Regions from separate parts of the Homo sapiens genome. Here region 2 is linked to region 1. The links are chromatin loops, found by intact Hi-C in ENCODE. Cell type or tissue: Panc1. All regions are shown on one strand.

Evidence for each region. Peaks named below come from ENCODE experiments on the same cell type or tissue, not always from the same donor. Only the 100,000 strongest peaks of a DNase experiment are listed, where the experiment ranks them.
Region 2: a loop joins it to region 1, with 2.2 times the contacts of the local background. A loop is called at or near these places in 17 of 110 quality-filtered maps.

What each region holds. Positions count from the first base shown.
Region 1 is chr2:225,795,482-225,800,481 of GRCh38, reverse strand. All of the region lies in intron 2 of LOC105373914 (a long non-coding RNA gene), which reads left to right. The region is part of intron 1 of LOC107985992 (a long non-coding RNA gene); the gene reads right to left. Among named protein-coding and RNA genes, the nearest start is that of NYAP2, 400 kb to the right of the region's middle. In Panc1, a CTCF peak has its summit at 2,887 (motif pointing right); no DNase peak of the experiment used is centred here.
Region 2 is chr2:225,682,392-225,687,391 of GRCh38, reverse strand. All of the region lies in intron 7 of NYAP2 (neuronal tyrosine-phosphorylated phosphoinositide-3-kinase adaptor 2), which reads right to left. The region is part of intron 5 of LOC105373914 (a long non-coding RNA gene); the gene reads left to right. Among named protein-coding and RNA genes, the nearest start is that of NYAP2, 290 kb to the right of the region's middle. In Panc1, no CTCF peak of the experiment used is centred here; no DNase peak of the experiment used is centred here; H3K27ac peaks cover 240 bases.

The DNA.
Region 1 (5,000 bases):
CCATAAGGGTAAGTAACTAATCTGTATGTTCACTATTTTCTTACTAGTATCTAGTAAATATTAATTAAGTAAAGAAACAGTGATTTTAAAAAGGGGAAAAAAGTGAGGCTTTGATCTGACATTAAATTGGGGCTTTCTATTACCTCTCCAACAATTCTAGACATTGGGACATGCCTCCTTCTCAAACACTCCACCAGTCACTCCCCACAAAGGGTCACCATCTGGTGAACAAACCCAACTGCAAACAGATAGGGAGCATCAACACGTGGCCCCACTGCCTGCCTTGGAAAGCCAGGCTCTCAGCCTTGACTCAATGGGTCATAGAGAATGAGACAAGTCAATGGTCCTTCCAACCTGAACACAAAAGGAGCAGCTCCAGAGAAAGCAACAGATGTTGATCCAGTCTTGCCTGGGATGGGGGTCATGAACTGGCCAGTTTACTTTCCCTAAGTAAGTAAGAGTGAAAGGTTGTTCTTCAGCACTTCTGAGAAAGGTGAGGTAGTGATAGAATGCTTTTCTTTACAGGCTGATATTGTAATGTGAGAAGAATGGGGAAAGTGTTTCCTCTCGTTTAGGGGAGAAACAAGTCCAGATCTGGATCACAGAGTGAAAAAGGACAATTATCATAAATGAAAATGTAGAGGGAGGTAAGAAACTGACTGAAAGTGTAACCTGGGAAAGGCCAACACTTAGGGAATAGGACTAGAAGGACATGTTCATGAAAAAAATATATATTGACCATGCCAAATAACTTTTATTTAATATTTCAATGCCAAAAGAGGATTGACATTGATAAGAATCACTCTTTAAGAGAATGAAAATACTTTTTAGATCAAACGATGCTTTCAGCATGCATGAAGCTATGTTTGCTGAGAGTCTGCGGGGGAGAGCTGCTGTTCCTGCTGAGGTACAGTACACATTGTTATTAAATAAAGCAAACAGGTGTTAAGCACCCAGTCATTCCTGCTGCCTCAAGAATTATCACACCCACCATTGAAAATGTCATACTCAGTTTTGAGCCTATAATTCATATTTACAAAGTTATTATTTGAACTTCTTTGGCTTTCTGTTAGCACTGCTTCAGAAAAATAATTACTAGGTGCCTGAATAAATACAGAGATATTAATGAATCATTCAATAGTATGCTGGAAAAATAATGGAAAAAATATTTTATTTTTTTAAACAGACAGAATTATATAGGCAAATCAATCTTTTAGTGTGAATAGATTCCTGAATAATGCTATTCTGGTCAAAGATCTTTTGCCAGATGGTTAACACTATTTCCAAATTTAGAACACATGAGATTCTTTGGTTTCTATATTATTTAGGGTATAATTGTGGCTACTCTAACTGGGTCTCCAAATGAAAATGGCTTAAGCAAGACAGTTTATTTTGCTCCTAGGGGTTGATTCTGGGAAAGGAGCCTCGGGCTTATGTGGTGGCTCCATGATGTAGAGAATAGGAACTGAGCCTCTTTCCATCGAACTACTCTGCAGTCCTTGGGTACTGTCCTAATTCTCATGGTTCAAAGTAGCTCACGAACATTTCAGCCAGTGTGGAAGGGGAAATGTAAGAGGAGGCCATGTGCCCTTTAAAAAAGGTATGACTTCATTCTGCTCACCTCCCAGGTTGCAGAGTTAAGTACCATGGATAAACCAGACTACAAGGGAGGTTGCCAAGTGCTCTCTTGCTTGAACAGCCACTGGGATAGCAAAGACCCAAAGGCCCTATTACTACCAAAAGGGAGCAGAGCAGGGATCCTGGGAGACAGGTCACAGTAGCCACAACAATTGCTTGCTCTAAATGAATGTTTAACTTTCTCAACCAAAATCGTCAACCCTGGACCTGTAAAAGAAAAAATAGTTTGTACTTGACTATAAAAAAATATGAAATTGTGTAGCAAATCAATTCACAGCTGATAAATTTGCAGAAAAAAATTAGATATAAATAAAATTTAAATTTAAATAAGTTGGCAGAAAAACAATGTATAACATATATGCTAATGAAGGTTAAATATATTTACTATCCAACAGATTCACATGAATTGATAGGAAAAAGGCATCCATCACAATATAAAACAAGTCCAAGTGGCCAAAGAAGCATAAAAATATGGTCAAACCCACTAGTGAGGAACAGTAAATCATAGGAGTAAGATATCACTCCATACTCATTGTGCTGAAAGATTAAATAAAAGCTTCAATACCTATTCTGGCAGAAATGCAAGAAAAGGACTATGCCTGTTTACTGTTGGGGAAAAGACAAATTGTTGTAACTTTTTGGAAATTAATCTGGTAACACCTAGGAAATTTTAAAACACATATACCTTTTGATTCCACACCTTGGAATCTATTACATAGATACAAAGAACTGACTGGGAAAGGTACTAAGGTACTTAGGGCACCTTAGTTTGTAGTGATGAAATCTAAAAAACAGTGAATGACCTTCACTGGCAAGCAGTGAATAAATTATCAAGCACCTATACCATGGAATGTTATACAGGCATTAATAAATGTGGTAGAGCCATAACAATTGGCTGTAAGGAATTCCCATGAGGTATTCTGTGAAGAAAGAAAGATGCAGAAACTACATGTGTATGCATGTACACGTATGTTCTGTAAACAGCTCTTAGAGGTTTAATTGTGCCCCTCATGAAAATATATAGAAGCCATAACCCACAAAACCTATGCATGTGACATTATTTGTAAATCAGGTCTTCACAGAGGTAGGAAAGGTCATATTAGATTAAGACGGTCCCTAAATCTAATATGACCAATATCCTTATAAGAAGAGAAGAAACACAGACACACACAGAGGAAAATGCCATCTGAAGACAGAGACAGAGATTGATGTGGTGAATCTGCAAGTCAAGAAACATGAAGGACTCCTGGAAACCACCAGAAGGCAGCAGGATGACATGAGACAAATACTCCTTCAGAACCTCTGTACGAGAACAATCCTGGATTTGGAACTTTGTACCTCCAGAACAGGGAAGGAATGAATTACTGTAGTTTTAAGCACCCAACCCTAGGAAAACAACAGAACACCTAAATATCCTATATTTTTCTATATGATCATGGGAGAGAGCATGCAGGGGAAGAAGACAAAGAAAATATGGCAAAAATGAAGTTAATGAGGATTTTATAAAATAAGAACCAAGTAATTTTATGTAAATGTGTATGGATATAAATGTTTTAAATTAACAACCTAAAAATACAAACACATACAAACACACACTCCTTCACTTCAACTATAAAATTTTGACTATGATGGTACTGTATTTGGGTGAATGGGCTTGTCTTCTTTTTGCTTGCAGCCTTTGAATAAGATATAAATAAATAACTTCATCTTTTGATCATAGACGATACCTAGAGACTATAATCCTTCCTTTTTAAGATTCTGATCTGAAATCATATTGAGTTAGGAACGATATAATGCCTTGTAATATATAACCTAGTGCCTTACAAGAGTATCCTTCCATTTCTTCCTCCCTCTTCCACTATATTATAAAATCTATAATACATTGTTATTATATTTGCTTTAAACAGTCAATTATCATTTCCAGAAATGAGAAAATGCAAAGCAAAATCTGTTTTATTGATTTACATATTAATTATTACTGCCATTTTTCTTTTTGTAGATCTAAATATGCAAGAGATTCTTTTTAACATTGTTAATATTTAATATTTTAAAATATTTAAACAAAAAACTATGGAAGAGAAAAATTCAAAAATTATATTAATCAATGATTTCTTATTTCAGAATGAAAAAATATTTTATCATTTATTTAGAAACTATATTGTGTGAAACACTTTTGGGCACCTTTAAATTTATATTCCATAAACATTTAGTCTTATAGGTTTTCAATGGAATATTGGTTAAATAACATTCACAAATGTCTAAAATAAATGATTATTTCATATATCAAGCTCACAAAAGAACAGATTTCTGTGAAAGCAACTATTATATTATCATTAATCCACACCATGATGTTTGTACATCACGGTGAATAATTCTTCAAGCATTATTCAGTCCTCTTAATAACTTGTAATGGTAGTTTATTTGGATTGAAAACCTATCTTTCCTTTCTCTTGCTTTTACTCCTAGAATATTTATGAATATCTCTTCTTTTACTATTACCATTCTCCTCCAGCATATAACATTGTTGTGCTTTTAGCCATATACCGAGTATATTTTATGCCATTAAAATAATGAAATACAAGTATACATAAAGTTTCCCTTCTGGGACTGACCTAAATCTATGCCACCTAACTGCAAACTGGTTAGTTCAAGAATGTTCCTCCAAAGACAGTGATGTTTGCATGTTCGTAACCTGCAGGAAAGAGATGTTAGCCTGAACTTTTTTATTCTATGAATGAGGGTTCTGAACAAAAAAAAATGAATCAATAAGAATCTAAAATTGTTTCAAAAATTGAACATTAATATGCTTAATGTTCAAAGTAGCCAACAAAATGAATCAACAAGAATCCAAAGTTGTTAAATAATTGAATATCTGTACACTTCTTTTTTTTTTTTTTTTTGAGGTGGAGCCTCACTCTGTCACCCAGACTGGAGTGCAGTGGCATGATCTCAGCTCTCTGCAAGCTCAGCCTCCCAGGTTCATGCCATTCTCCTGCCTCAGCCTCCCGAGTAGCTAGGACTACAGGCACCTGCCACCACATCCAGCTAATTTTTTGAATTTTTTTTTTTCAGTAGAGATGGGGTTTCACCGTGGTCTCGATCTCCTGACCTCGTGATCCTTCTGCCTCAGCCTCCCAACGTGCTGGGATTACAGGCATGAGCCACCGTGCCCAGCCTACACTTCTCATATAGAAGTGCTATTACAACTACAAAACAAATAAACAAATAACTAGAAATTAGAAATAAAAGTGAATACACCAAGTATCAATGACTAAGAATTTCTTTTAACAATTACTGAATGCACTACTATGAAAGTATTACTACACAGGTATATTGTAGATTTCAGAAGATCAAAGTATTTT
Region 2 (5,000 bases), 110 kb after region 1:
ATCTTGTGACTTTGGAGAGAAGGATTGTCACAATCTATAAAATAAACATAGCAGTATCAACAATGTAATAATACCAACAACCATGATTTATTGCACATAACCATGTTCCAGGCACTCTATGAGCCCTGGACATATCTCAATTCCCTTAAAGCTTAATAACTCTTAAGCATGCCCTATTGATATATTTCAGATAATAAAATGAAGCTTGAAGAGATTAAGTTACACGTATAGCATCACATGCCTAATAGAAGACAGAATTAGAATTGCAATTCAAGACTAAATATATCACATGCTAAATAAAAACTGCACTCAGTATTATAGCAGATTGCTTCACAGCTAATTATGAGTAAAGTAGTTCTTATTAGAAACACATACACACAAGCACAATTACTTCCCTTCATATAGCCCATGACATGGGAAGTGCACTTGATCAAACAAAGGCTGTTAAGTTTGCTGCTGGAAGATAAGAGGACTTATAAACTGTTAATCAAAACTTTGATGGATAAATGAAAATTTGACCTTTCTATTTGTCATTGTTGTCATCACTACCATTGTCTTCGTCTTCATTATTATCAAGATCCTAGGCACAATAACCACAGTGTTTCCACACAGTGGGCAAGGCACTGTGTAATCACTATGTCTGCTCCATCTTATCTCACCTCCAAATAGCTTACTCACTGGTAGAACCTCCATATACTTGTGTACTGAAAATACATTGCCCACTATGGGTACAGCATCAAAAGAAGTCCCTCTAAAGGTAAATTTTTAAAATTTTATTTCATCAGCCACACTGCAGATCATTTCAGTAAACCCTGTTTTCCTCAGTTTCATGGTAGCAGACAAATATAGTACAGTAATCCTTACATACATATTTATGCTTCTGTAAGTATATTCACAAGTATGTTAGTGTCTCTTGAGTTACATGAAAGTGTTAGCTGATACACTGAATTGCATTAGGAGAAAAAGCCAGGGAGAAAGTCTTCACCCGTGAAAAAGGCCAGGAATGGTTTTCTTCCCTCCATGAAATAAGATGCTAATTGCATGAAACCATCATTTTACAAACTCTTGCTGCAGCGAAATTTTAGAGAATGAAATTTCAAAATCTAGAAAATACATCACATTTGCATATTACAAGATGACAACTAATACAAAATCAGAATAGAATGTTAACTTTGTATCTCTTAGGAGCAAATGCAAAGAGCAAATTGGAAATGTATATGATTTAGCACATGTTCTCTGCTGAAAGACTATAACCAGACATACAATGAAAACCTACCCATCCAACAGCACACCATCTATCGAGGTGTGAGTGACATGGTATTTCTTCTTTATGCATGTATACAGAGCATACATACAGGTGTAATAAGTAAATTATTACGGGTAAAACTACAAGAAAATAAAATGACAGAAAAAAATCATAATATTGCATGAAAAAGACTTGATTTGTAACTTAATTCTTGTGTGTCTGAAATTGGCTAAAAGTTTTGTTCCATTGAAATTTGTATAAAGTTGTGAAGAATATCTAAAATAAGCATAAGTGACATGTGATGCAACATACTTATATATCACATCGTAAGAGGCTTTTCAGAAGAAAATTGATTCACACTAAAATATATTTTAAAAACTATGTTTGTGTCCACATACAGAACCATGGTATAATCTTTAAAAAGCAATATATGATTCTTGATTTGACTTTTGACTATTTTATGATTATAAAGTATTTGGCCTTGGAGATTAAAAATGACTATAGAAAAAAATGTGACATATTATTTTCCAATAAAGAAGACAGAACTTATTTCTCAGTAATTCAACCTAGTAATGACTACAACTACAGTTGCAGCTATTAATTGATTAAGCTAATTGTTTGTTATAAAGAAAAAATCCTCTGAGCAGATTCCTGAGTTAATTTATGTGTTTTTAAATGAGCAAGAATTCTGTAAATAGAAGGCCTTCTAAAGAGATATTCCCTGAAGGAACAAGCAGTATTACAAGATAAAATTCAATTATAAAAAAGGTATTGATATCTTTCACTAAGTATATTATCTTAATCATTTATATTAGCATTAATACAATTTCAAGTTTAATTTCATTATAAAATATTGGTTTTTAATAGTATATATGGGCTTGACCACAGATAAATGAGGGAGAGCCACTTCTCAGTAAACATGTGGTTTATCCAGCAAAAGAAAAGGAAGCTCATAGGCAAGGAAAACATACTAATACTCAAGAACAGACTTAAATTATAATTGTTTAAACAGCTAAAAAACATTTTTAGTTTTATAACTTTGAATTGAACTGGGGAAGTACCTGTAAAATATGTTTTTTCTTCACTAGAATGCATTTCCCAAAATGAGCCTAAGTACATTATAAAAGGAGAAACATGCTGGCAATTCCAATAATTCTGTTCTGGAGCCAGTTATTTTGCTAGCTCTGGGCAAGTCATGTCACTTATCTTGGCCTCAGGTTAGAACAGACCAGTGGGTCCAAACTGTGGAACATATCACACCCACAGTTGTGTTTTGTATAAAATGCAGCATATTTGGTTGGCTGTGGTGGCTCATGCCTATAATCCCAGCACTTTGGGAGGCCGAGGGGGGCAGATCACCTGAGGCCGGGAGTTCGAGACCAGCCTCACCAACATAGTGAAACCCCATCTTTACAAAAAGTACAAAAATTATCTGGGCATGATGGCAGGTGCCTGTAATCCAGCTACTCTGGAGGCTGAGGCAGCAGAATCGCTTGAACCCAGGAGACGGAGGTTGCAATGAGCTGAGATCATGCCACTGCACTCCAGCCTGAGTGACAGTGAGACTCTGTCTCAAAAAAAAAACAAAAAAACTATATTTAAGATTTTTGAACCAAGGTGGAAAAAACAAATCAGGAGATTACATAGTAAGAGAGAAGAGAAAGGTGAGAGCTGGGGGTGGGGAGAAAAGGTAAGGCTGACAGAGCCTGAATTTTGGCTTCTCTAAAAAAAAAAAAAAAGAGAGAGAGAAAGAAACATAGCAACAATGAACTGCAGCAGAGATTTCTCTGCCCTTTTCAAGTGGGCTTGCCTTTCCAGTTCAACCTAATCCCAATTGTGATCTCCACACAGAAGCAAAGTGCCGGTTGCCATTTTTCATCTCACTGGTAATAAAACTTTTCATAGAGCAGAAAAAAATATTTGCCATACTTGATTCTATCAAAATGAGGAAGTACTGATTTCCATTCTCTCCTCGGCAGCAGCCACAGGTATTGGAGTTTGTGTCTCTCTGACCAGACCATCTAAATAAAATCTCCTTTTAATCTGTGACTCCAAGTCTGAGTCACATTGACCTAAAGCCTGACCCTTTTCCTCCAAAATCCAAACCAACACTTACTCCCCAAGTAATCAAAATAACACTTGTAATTTTGCCCATAAATTGACTAGACTTCTCTCATAATTGGACTTCCTCAAAAGAGATTGATCATTTTGCCTTTTAACCAAATTTGTCCAAATATGTATGAGGTCAGTATGAAAAGGCAGAAAAAAAAATGAACGTCCCTTATGAGAAACCCAAAATCAGCATAGGAGCAAGCCGTTTACTTCCAGTTCGTGACCTACCAAGCCAAGAGTTCAAAAGATAGCCCCCTTCCTTGCTGCTTTTATATTTTCCATCTTGCTCTCTTTTATGGCTTCTCTCCTGCTTCTCATGCTGTTTACCCATTGCCAAAAAAGACACCTTTCCCTTTGGAGCACCTAAAAATGAGGTGGCATGGCCCATCTATCTACCTGTTGTCTAAAAGAGACATGTATGTAGAAGGAACCTACCCAGGGATTCCATTGGTGTCTCAACTAAAAGTCTCAAAATGTAATTTCCAAAATTTGCTGTTAACTTACTTCTCATTAAGATAATATGATGTCATTTGCTCAAGTCAAAATAACTGGAAAGAATTTTTTATTAAATGCTGATTAAGGTTTTTAGCATTGAGGATGCCAGCTAGCTTAAAAATATCTTCTCTAAATCAATACTCACGAGGCTTCTATAGTTGTGACAAACACACACTGTAAGCCTGAAGGTGATCGAAGTTATTACCCAGAAAATGGCTCTCCCCTCTCAGGCTCTCTCAGCACCAAGCTTTCAAGGGATATTGCCTGTGGGTCATGGCATTATTCTCATCTATAGATAGGGACCAGCTTAGGCTCAGAAATAGAATAGTAAAGTGCCACCAAAAAGTTTTTGCTGAAAATTATTTCAGGCTTGTCCCTACGCCTCTTCCATATGATATCATCCCAGTTCACAAGCCACGATAGCATTTGCCACCATGATATCTTTCAGTTGTATGCTCCAAAGAATGCAAAGAGTCAACAGAGGAATAATACTGGGAAGAGTAGTAGGAAGAACAGAATGGGGGGGGGAAATGACTATTACTACCCTAGTTTTCTTCCTAGTGAAACTGCTTTCCTCATGTCATTTATCTGCCTAGAAATGTCAATGGCTTCCATTGTCAAGAGTATTAAGTCTACATAACTTCATCTGTAATGGAAACATATGGAACTTAGAGCTACATCTGCCTTTATGATCTCATTGCCTACAATTCTCTCATAAGAACTCTGGGCTCTCTCAGCTTATGGCACCCATCCTATTTCTGATTCAAATTGAAAGATGATTTTTTTCTTATTCAAGACTCCTAGGTCTCATTCCAAAGATGAAGCATGCCTGCTACTTTTGAAAATATGAGGAATTCTTTTGATAGCTGTTTGTACCCAGTTTCTAAGAGCCTGAAGAAATGACAACACAACTTCACAAAGCCATGCTTTCATAAAAACCGTAATGACAAGTCTCCTTTCCTCCTCCACCTCCAGTTCTTAGACTAAGATCCATTAGCCACTCAGAAATAAAATACAAGTAAGGGAAAAAATTAAAATCAAGACAATGGAGAAGCAGGAGGCTATGAGTGTTTTCTAATAGTTTGTAGCTACTGGAAGTGTTCAATTGGAGTTGAAGTGGCCAAAAAATTATAACACTCTCCTACTT